Linked DNA regions of Homo sapiens: region 1 is linked to region 2. Evidence: chromatin contacts called from ENCODE Hi-C or POLR2A ChIA-PET data. All regions are on one chromosome and are shown on one strand. The core of a region is the stretch at or near the end of the contact, and the rest is flanking DNA. Distances in the headings are between cores, read along the strand shown.

Evidence for each region. A loop is a pair of places that touch in the nucleus more often than their neighbours do. ChIA-PET counts read pairs that join two places held with the same protein, here RNA polymerase II (POLR2A). Pooled maps may share reads with other maps.
Region 1: POLR2A ChIA-PET joins it to region 2 with 12 read pairs in activated T-cell. The contact joins two enhancer-like sites. A Hi-C loop is called at or near these places in 1 of 50 pooled maps. POLR2A ChIA-PET finds 5 or more read pairs at or near these places in 6 of 52 experiments (PC-9, WTC11, activated CD8-positive, alpha-beta memory T cell and 2 more).

Annotation. Positions count from the first base shown.
Region 1 is chr4:6,836,710-6,841,931 of GRCh38, forward strand. All of the region lies in intron 3 of KIAA0232, which reads left to right. Among named protein-coding and RNA genes, the nearest start is that of KIAA0232, 57 kb to the left of the region's middle. Within about 2 kb of position 3,547, at least 5 of the 41 ENCODE cell types and tissues checked have a DNase peak (open chromatin) inside an H3K27ac peak, as active enhancers do.
Region 2 is chr4:6,728,006-6,732,720 of GRCh38, forward strand. No RefSeq gene overlaps it. Among named protein-coding and RNA genes, the nearest start is that of BLOC1S4, 14 kb to the left of the region's middle. RefSeq lists an enhancer at 4,128-4,715. Within about 2 kb of position 2,991, at least 3 of the 41 ENCODE cell types and tissues checked have a DNase peak (open chromatin) inside an H3K27ac peak, as active enhancers do.

The DNA of each region.
Region 1 (5,222 bases), core at 2,297-4,796, 110 kb after region 2:
TGTGTCCCTGAGTACGTGAGATTAGGGAGCGGTGATGACTCTTAAGGAGCATGCTGCCTTCAAGCCTCTGTTTAACAAAGCACATCTTGCACCGCCCTTAATCCATTTAACCCTTAGTGGACACAGCACATGTTTCAGAGAGCACGGGGTTGGGGGCAAGGTTATAGATTAACAGCATCCCAAGGCAGAAGAATTTTTCTTAGTACAGAACAAAATGGAGTCTCCTGTCTATTTCTTTCCACACAGACACGGTAACAATCTGATCTCCCTTTCTTTTCCCCACACTTCCCCCCTTTCTATTCGACAAAACCGCCATCGTCATCATGGCCCATTCTCCATGAGCTGTTGGGTACACCTCCCAGACGGGGTGGCGGCCGGGCAGAGGGGCCCCCACCTCCCAGACGGGGCAGCGGCCGGGCGGGGGCTGCCCCCCACCTCCCGAACGGGCCGGCTGGCGGGGCGGAGGGGCTCCTCACTTCCCAGGCGGGGCGGCTGCCGGGCGGAGGGGCTCCTCACTTCTCAGAAGGGGCGGCGGGTCACAGACGCTCCTCACCTCCCAGACGGGTTGGCGGCGGGGCAGAGACGCTCCTCAGTTCCCAAATGGGGTCGCGGCTGGGCAGAGGTGCTCCCCACATCCCAGACGATGGGCGGCCGGGCAGAGAGGCTCCTCACTTCCTAGACGGGATGACGGCCGGGAAGAGGCGCTCCTCACTTCCCAGGCTGGGCGGCCGGGCAGAGGGGCTCCTCACATCCCAGACGATGGGCGGCTGGGCAGAGACGCTCCTCACTTCCTAGACGGGGTGGCGGCCAGGCAGAGGCTGCAGTCTCGGCACTTTGGGAGGCCAAGGCAGGCGGCTGGGAGGTGGAGGTTGTAGCGAGCCGAGATCACGCCACTGCATTCCAGCCTGGGCAACATTGAGCACTGAGTGAGCGAGACTCCGTCTGCAATCCCGGCACCTCGGGAGGCCGAAGCTGGCAGATCACTCGCGGTCAGAAGCTGGAGACCAGCACAGCCAACACGGCGAAACCCCGTCTCCACCAAAAAATACAAAAACCAGTCAGGCGTGGGCGGCGCGTGCCAGCAATCCCAGGCACCGGGCAGGCTGAGGCAGGAGAATCAGGCAGGGAGGTTGCAGTGAGCCGAGATGGCGGCAGCACAGTCCAGCCTTGGCTGGGCATTAGAGGGAGACCGTGCAAAGGGGAGAGGGGGAGGGGGAGGGAGAGGGAGAGGGAGAGGCAGAGGCGGTTGTTTGTTTTTTTCTTGTAAATTTGTTTAAGTTCTTTGTAGATTCTGGATATTAGCCCTTTGTCAGATGGATAGATTGCAAAAATTTACTCCCATTCTGTAGAATTAGGATTTCTAACCTGTAGTGTTGCATTTGAGAGTCTATGGAGCAATACCTTTCAGATTCTGAGAAAAATTATCTCCATTCTAAAAGATCTTACCCGAACTAGTAAGTATGAGGGTAACAAAGATAGCTTTTTTTTTTTTTTTTTGAGACAGGGTCTTACTCTGTCACCCAAACTGGAGCACAGTGGCGTGATCTCTGCTCACTGCAGCCTCCGCCTCCCAGGCTCAAGCAATTCTCCCACCTCAGCCTTCCAAGTAGCTGGGACTGCAGGTGGACACCACCATGCCCGGCTAATTTTTGTATTTTTCTTGGAGACAGAGTTTCACAATGTTGGCCAGGCTGTTCTCAAACTCCTGGGCTCAAGTGATCTGCCCACCTCTGCCTCCCAAATTGCTAGGATTATAGGTATGAGCCACCATATGCCCCACCTAAAGATAGCTTTTGACAGATGAGGCTTCTGAGGTTACTGGGAGTATTCTAGGTCTGACTGTTACCTGATAGATATATTATTATTCTTAAAACTGTACATTTACATTGTATATACTCTGCTATGTGGGATAAATTCCACATTTAAAATAAATCTGTTAAGATATATGCCAACTGTTGACAGTAGTTACCTGTGAGGATTGATGTTGGGGTGGAACTGACTTGTACTTTCAAAGCAGCTTTTTTTTTTTTTTTTTTTTTTGAGACAAAGTCCATTTCAAAATTGTTATAAAGGTTGCTTGAAGCTAATACATGTTTTTGGTAGTTTATGAATTGATACGTTTAAAATAAATAAAGCTGGCCAGGTGAGGTGGCTCACGCCTGTAATCCTAGCACTCTGGGAGGCCGAGGCGGGCAGATCACTTGAGGCCAGGAGTTCAAGACCAGCCCAGCCAACATGGCAAAACCCCATCTCCACTAAAAATACAGAAATTAGCCAGGTGTGGTGGCGCATGCCTGCAATCCCAGCTACTCAGGCTAAGGCACGAGAATCTCTTGAACCCAGGAGGCAGAGGTTGCAATGAGCCAAGATCACGCCACTACACTCCAGCCTGGGTTACAGAGCAAGACTCTGTCTCAGAAATAAAATAAATAAAGCTAAGGATTCTTCCTTTCAAGCTTCTAGGAATGACATTGATTAATAAGATTAATTTTAGCTCTTATATGAAAATTGATTAAATTTTTTCCCATCACCGTCAGGTTTAGATTTTGCATTAGCACTTACGTTAGGCAGAAGAAAATATATAAAATTTTACATATAAGGAATATGAAAATAATTTCAGAGTGAGAGTTGGTGCTAATGATGGGTACACAAATTCCTATACTTCCCAAGACACCATTAACACTTTTTGTGTGTGTAAAATGTTCTCATGGAATAGAGAAGTTTTAAATATAAATATCCCATGTTTTAAAACTGACATTTCTGCTTTTATGTGCAAATGTGAATGCATCAATACAGAGAAAACTAGGGATGGTCCCTGAGTGACAACTGCCAGTTTAGGAATCACCTTGAAGGAAGAATAAAGGAATAGTGTGTATAAAGGAATAGTGTGTACAAAGACACAGAAATAGGAGGGGCCTGATGCTGTAAGGTCAGAAAAGAGTATGCTGAGGAGGGGGTAGTCGAAGGTCAGAGTGGGGCAGGCCCGCAGGAAACAGACCCTGAAGAGACTGATGTGCTGTGTGAGGGCATTTCTAGTTATGTCCTAGAGACAAAAGACCTGTAGATCGAGTTTAGCCAGCAGGACTTAATGGCATGGCAGTGGGCAGACAGGTAGGTCAGTGAGGAGGTCATCACTGTGGGCTGAAGACCTAGTAGGAAAAACAGGAATATAGTTAACCTGAAATTATGCTTGTTTGATTGGAGCGGCTCATTTTTTAGGGGCAAATAGGGGTTATTTTGAGCAATATATCAGTGGATTTATTACTGAATGCTCTCCTCAGAATCTGACTGTATCTCATTCACAAGCAACCCAAAGTTTGGCCTAAATTGGCTTACGGGGGAAAAAAGACTCAAATAACTAAAAGTCCAGAAGTTGGGCTGGCCCCTGTTAGGTTTGATTCAGAGCTTCCCAGTGTCATTCAGGCTTCTGCTCTGCCTCTCTGCCTACCTCTTTTTGTCAGCTTGGTTTTGCAGCCAGCTCCTTGTAGGGTAAAGGGTGGTGACAATGAGCATGCTTCTGGGATCATATTCTCACACACTGTCCAGAGGTCATGTTCCCCGCATTCCCAGCAAGGACCATGAAATGTGCATTTCTGATTGGCCACGTGCCTCTCTCTGAGCCAATCTTTGTGGCCAAAGGGATGATGGGGGTAGTGTTAATCCCATGCAGACACATTGTGGTTTTGGTCATTTAGGCACTGTGAGGCAGGGGCGTATGCTCAGCAGCTAGCCTCCAGTGACTGCTGGTGTATTTCCAAGTGGCGTGTGCTTTTTCTCCCCCAGTTCCCAATCTCCCTTTTGATAAAGACAGCATGGAAAAGTCAATCAGAACTCTAGCCTTACGTGACCTCCCTGTAGTGTCTAGAAAAGTACCTGATAATAGACTCTCATGCTGGGGAGTTCCTTAGTTGTATCTGCTTTTGGTACTTGATAATTATGTTGTTTCTTTAAGATTAGGACTGAGTAACTATTTGACAAATGTCTAATATTTTATGTTTATGTATAAGCAGACTTTTTTTTTTTTTTTGAGACACTCCTAACCTCGTGATCCACCCACCTCTGCCTCCCAAAGTGCTGGGATTACAGACATGAGCCATCGCCCCCAGTCATAAGCAGACTTTTAATAGTACAGGATAGGAGACTAAAAGGATAACAATAAGTGAGATAGAAATATCTTGGTTCTTTTTATACTCATTTCTTTAAGCTGTGATTAACAATTCAATGCTGTTAAATTTTGGTTAAGTTATGGTACATTAACGTAGTACATTAAGCCTTAAAAAAACAGCATGAGGGACCTCTCAAATACAAGTATAAAGAACAGAATGCAAACAAGTGTGTGTGATATATACTGTTGTTTATGTAGCTTTTGCTACAGATGTGATGTTTCTTAATTCAACCTAAATAATGTGATAAAGTCACTCTAACATTATTTGAATCATAAATAATGTCAGGCTGCTTCATACATTTTTTGTTCTGTCAAAAGTTAAAACAAGAAGTGAAATCTCCATCCCCACACAAATTTATCATGGGTAAGTTGTCCAGGCTCAAACTGCTCTTCCAGCAGCATTTTTCATACTGGATACGCAGTGCAAAGGAAATTTCTTTATCTCAAAATCTATTTGCCTACTTAAGTTAGCAAGGCGCTTTCATTAACTTTCATTCCTTAGTATTAATCTACAATATACTGACATGCTAGAAGGCAAATATCAAGATACAAATTTAACAGAATTCTATAAATGCCTTCTAACCAAATATGTTCAGTTAAACTCATGCTTGTGGATTAATACCAGCATTTGGCAATTTCTATTTGTGTGAAGACATTTTCAAAGATGAAATACATAAACTTTTTTTATAAATCAGCATTAAGAGGGCAGTTAGGTAAGGAAAAGACATACAGATTGAAAAGGAAGAAGTAAGACTCTAGTCACATATGACATGATCTTGTTTAGAATATAGAGAAAATCCTAAGGAATGAAATTAAGAAAAAACTCCATTTGCAATAGTATAAAAAAGAATATGCTTAAGAAAAAATTTGACAAAAGTGCAAGACTTGTGCACCAAAAACTATAAAGCATCTTTGAAAGAAATCAAAGAAGACCTAAATAAATAGAAAACATCCCATGTTTGTGATCAGAAAACAATACTATTAAGATGGCAGTACACCCCAAGTTGTTTTATAGAATCAAGATAATCCGTCTTGGAATGCCAGCTCCCTTCGTCGC
Region 2 (4,715 bases), core at 1,741-4,240:
GATCAAGGAGGCGTCCGTCTTGTTCACATCCATTCCCCAGACCCCACACAGTGCCTGACTCAGAGGAAGCCACAATCAAGATCTGTTAGATGAATGAATGAACTAACTAACCATGCAATTAAGAAGTAAATCTATGAATCCATGAAGCAATGATTCACTAGATCAATTACTTAATGAGACCAGGGGACATAGGCAGGAGAGAGACTGAGTTTCCCCTTTAGCAGGAATCCTTGCCATACACATATATACATATTTGATCATCTGATCTTCCGCATTCACCTCTAAGCCCTTCCAGAGCAGTGGTGGGGCAGGCTCCTCTCCAGGGTACCCAGAACGCACCATCAGCCCCAGGCCTGGCACACACCGCTGCTCGATGAACCTTGATTTAATGAATATGCCAAGGCCAGTCCCATGGCCTCTCATCCATTTTTGGGGTCACCCTGGCTTTGTCCCACCTCAAGACCTTCACACCTGCTGTTCCCTGGGCCTGGAATCCTGCCCCTGGCTTTTTCACGTGAAGATCGCCCTCCGCTGGAACACCCACTTCCCTGGGCAGCTGCCCCGCCGCATTTGGATCGTCCTCCGCTGGAACACCCACTTCCTTGGGTGGCTGCCCCCGCCACATTAGGAGCTGCTTCCCTGGAATTCTCTGTCCAGTGCCTGCATAGCTCCTTTCTAGACCTCACTGATGGAGCTAATGCTTATTTACCTATTTCCATTAGACTTGGAGCACCCCGGGGCCAGGACCTGTCCTGCCCTGCTTGCCCTGTGTCCTCAGTTCCCAGGACAGTGTGGGCTCCCAGGACTTGTTGAGTGAGCACTTCTTGTTAAGTAAACTAACAAGTGGACCAACAAGAGCAGAAAGCTGATTGTGTGTCCATTTTACAGTGGAGGACAGTGGCCTGCATCCAACACAGGGAATGCCGCAGTCACGGAAGTTGTCAGAGATACAGACACTAGAATCCCGTCCTCCACTCATTCATGCAACAGGTTTTCATCCAGTGCCTGCTGCCTGCAGAGATGGCCCTGTGGCAGGGTGCAGCCCAGGGAGGGGGGGCAGGCCATGAGAAGGGCTTCCATGGAGGCAGGGACAGAGGCCAGGTGCAGAGCCCACTACTCCCTGGGGAGGGGTGGTCAGGGAAGCCTCCCTGGGGGAGGCGAGGCAGTCCTGGAGTGGAGTCCCAAGAAAGGAACTGCCGTTCAGCAGTGGGTGAGAGCCAGGCAAGCAGTGCGCATAAAGGGAGGACCTCGAGGGGCTGTGGAGCTGACCTCCAGCCCAGCAGGGTGGGTGCGGGGATGAGGCCTGGATCTGCTCTGTGCAGGCTCAGGAACCGGGGTCACTAGTGGAAGCCCAGGAGGATCTGTTTTATGTCAATATAAAGGAACGTTTCCCAGAGGCAGAGCCATGCAAATAGAATGAACTTTCTGAGGAAGGAGTGAGCTCTCCATTCCTGGGGTTATGTAAGCTGTGATGCTGGAGAGGGATGAGGGGTTCGCCTAGACAGAAACCCTGTAAAATCCCTTCTGATCTAAAAAATCTATATTGAAAAGTGTCTAATGCAGGCAGAAGAGGTACTTATCAGATAATATCAACATAATTTTCATACAAATATGCATAAAGGTGATCATTACAGAGATTTTTTATGGAATGCAAAAAACCCATCTCATAAATCCCACTTTTAGAGAGTTTCTCAGGCAATCAACGCATGAGTATTCAGACACTTGGCTAAAATCACTGCAGTGGTGTTTGTAACAGAGGAAAATTGGAAACAATCCGAATGTTAACTTATATGTTTATTTTCTGTCTCCCCTCTAAGCTGCAAGCTCTAAGAGGGTAGACCTTGTCCGTCTCATTGGCAGCTCTGTCCTTCAGATGCAGTGGATAGAAGAGATAGAATGTGCTCTTTGTTTCATTTTTTAAATTTTGTTTTCTCACTGCCTATTCTGTGAACCTATGTACTCTTTTTTTAAAAGTATAACTTGGCCAGGCGTGGTGGTTCACGGCTGTAATCCCAGCACTTTGAGAAGCCAAGGTGGGCGGATTGCTTGAGGCCAGGAGTTTGAGACCAGCCCGGCCAACACAGTGAAACCCTGTCTCTACGAAAAATACAAAAATTAGCCAGGCATGGTGGTGCACACCTGTAGTCCCAGCTACTCGGGAGGGTGAGGCATGAGAATCGCTTGAACCTGGGAGGCGGAGGTTGCGGTGAGCCTAGATTACACCACTGCACTCCAGCCTGGGCAAAATAGTGAGACTCTGTCTCAAAAAATAAATAAATAAAAAATAAAAAAAGTGATAAAAGTATAACTCTACTGATGAGAAACAGAGTTCATCCAAACGTTATTATAACAGCAGTTGTTTCTGGGTGATGGATCGAAGATTATTTTTATTTTGTTCTTTATGTTGCACTGAGTTTTTCATGCTATCTACAATAGACACACACGATGTTTGTAATGTGAAAAATTTTTGAGAAAAAACAAAATGACATCAGAGTTAAAAAAAAAAAAAAAAAGCAGGAAAGAAAAACGACTTCATTTGCTGAGCTCCGAGAATGGATTTTTTAAAGTCAAACAAAATCGTTTAAGATTTTCTCTAAATGCCCTTAGTGGTATCTTCTTGCCATCTGGCTAGGATCACACGAGAACAACCCAACTCGTTTGGGGAAGAAAATTGTCTTCAGTGTCGCAGTAGCCACCTCTAAACTCGCCTCCTCCACCCAGGGTGTTTTGTCGTAGCCTACCGTGGGCGTGGACTTGACATTTATCTGGGCTCACAAGCCTGCAGGGCTGTCTGGGTGTCCCAAAGCCACTTCTGCTCAAGGCAGATAACTGCCAAAGAAATAACTCTGCCAGCGAAGAATCTGCCTTTGAATCTGTCTTCCCAAACAAGCAAGCTCTCTCAATGTTCAGGAGAAAACAGCTCGCTCGCTCTGAGTTGTTCGAATTTGTGGAGCTCTCCAGTTCTTGGGGCCCAAAGGGATTCAGCCTCCTGGCGGGGTTGGGATCGAAGCTACCTATTAGAAGTCACTGCTCACCATCTGTCACCCTGGGGAAGTAGAGCGGTTCCCAGCCACTGGACATGTGCAAGCCGAGGGTGGGCCACCCTTTGTCAGAGAGCTTGTAGCGGAAGTGCGATCATCAGATGGGGGTGGGGGCGGGTCTTATTGCCTCCAATGGCCAGGTGACAGGGCCTTTGCTCAGAGGGGTGAAATTCGCCAGGGTCTCCTAGTCTACCCAGTAAATCTGGGCTGCCCTAATTATAGCCTCCCCACTGCGCTTACTGGTAGCATTTTGTACAAGATGTTAGGGTTGCCTAGAGGAGGAAGGGGACCCTTTGGGAGAGACAAGGGGCTCTCACCCTCTGGTTCCACAATGACAGCACGGTATTCGCCAGTTCAGGGTCCCTGCCCCTGGAGCTCATGCCTGTAGCCGCCCCGTCCCACAGACAGAAGCACACACAGGCGCCTCTCCTCATGTGCAGCTGGCTCTGAGATTCATGGAACAAGAAGAGCCAACTCCTAGGAGGAGGCCAGTTCAAATTCTGCCTTTTTCCGGCTGTGTACTCTTGGAGAAGTTACACACCTCTCTGAAAAATTGTTGAAAGTAAACTTACTGCACAGGACACTTTCTGTGCTCAGTTATGTCTGCCGAGTTCAGCTGGCGTGCAGGCACTGCCACAGGCCCCGAGAAAAGAACGGGGTGCAGAGCAGGGGCTGCTTTCAGGGACCCGCCGTGCTAGTGAAGGTGGAACGGTAAAGAGGGTCCCGGGTTTAAGGGCGCGGGCAGTGATGGGAGCACAGACCCAGTGAGGCAGGGGAGGGTGAGGGAGGCCTTCTGCAGAGGGGGTACCCTGCAGACAGAGTCAGGGAGAGATCAAGAGACGGGGATGGCCAGGAGGGCACAGGGCTCACTGGCCAGGCAACATCGCCATTATTTCTGTTATTATGACTTCTCCTGCTGAGGCACAGAGAGGGTAAGACACCTGCCCAGGGACACCCTGTTAGAAGGTGGCAGGGCCAGGACTCAGCCGCAGGCCTGTCTGGGGGCCCCCATGCACACGGTGCACTGGTCTTCAATGGGTGCACAGGTGGGATCTCTTTTCTTTTCTTTTCTTTCCTTTCCTTTTCTTTCTTTTTTTTTAGATGGAGTCTCACTCTGTCACCCAGGCTGGAGTGCAATGGTACGATCTTGGCTCACTGCAACTTCCATCTCCTGGGTCCAAGCGATTCTCACCTCAGCCTCCAGAATAGCTGGGATTACAGGCGCATGCCACCACGCCCTACGAATTTTTGTATTTTTAGCAGAGACAGGGTTTCACCATGTTGACCAGGCTGGTCTTGAACTCCTGACCTCAAGTGATCCACCTGCCTTGGCCTCCCAAAGTGCTGGGAATACAGGCATCAGCCACCGCGCCCATGGGTAGGATCATGGGTAGGATCTCTGATCCTCCCGGTTCATGGATCTCCAGATATTACGCTCCAAATCCACCTTCTGCTTTCTTGACATCAAACCTAAGAAACAAGGGCCCACGACACTTTCTGCTTAAGCCTAAAGTGCTGGTAACCAGAAGGGACCCCGAGGGGACCCCCAGGTCTCTCTGCATCCTGAGGGGCTGCCGCTGTGGTTTCTCCCCAGTGCTGGGGACGGGGGGCCCTGTCTGACCTAGTGGCTTCTCATGAAGGTGCCCTTCCAGAGAGCCAAGCACCGAATTGGGC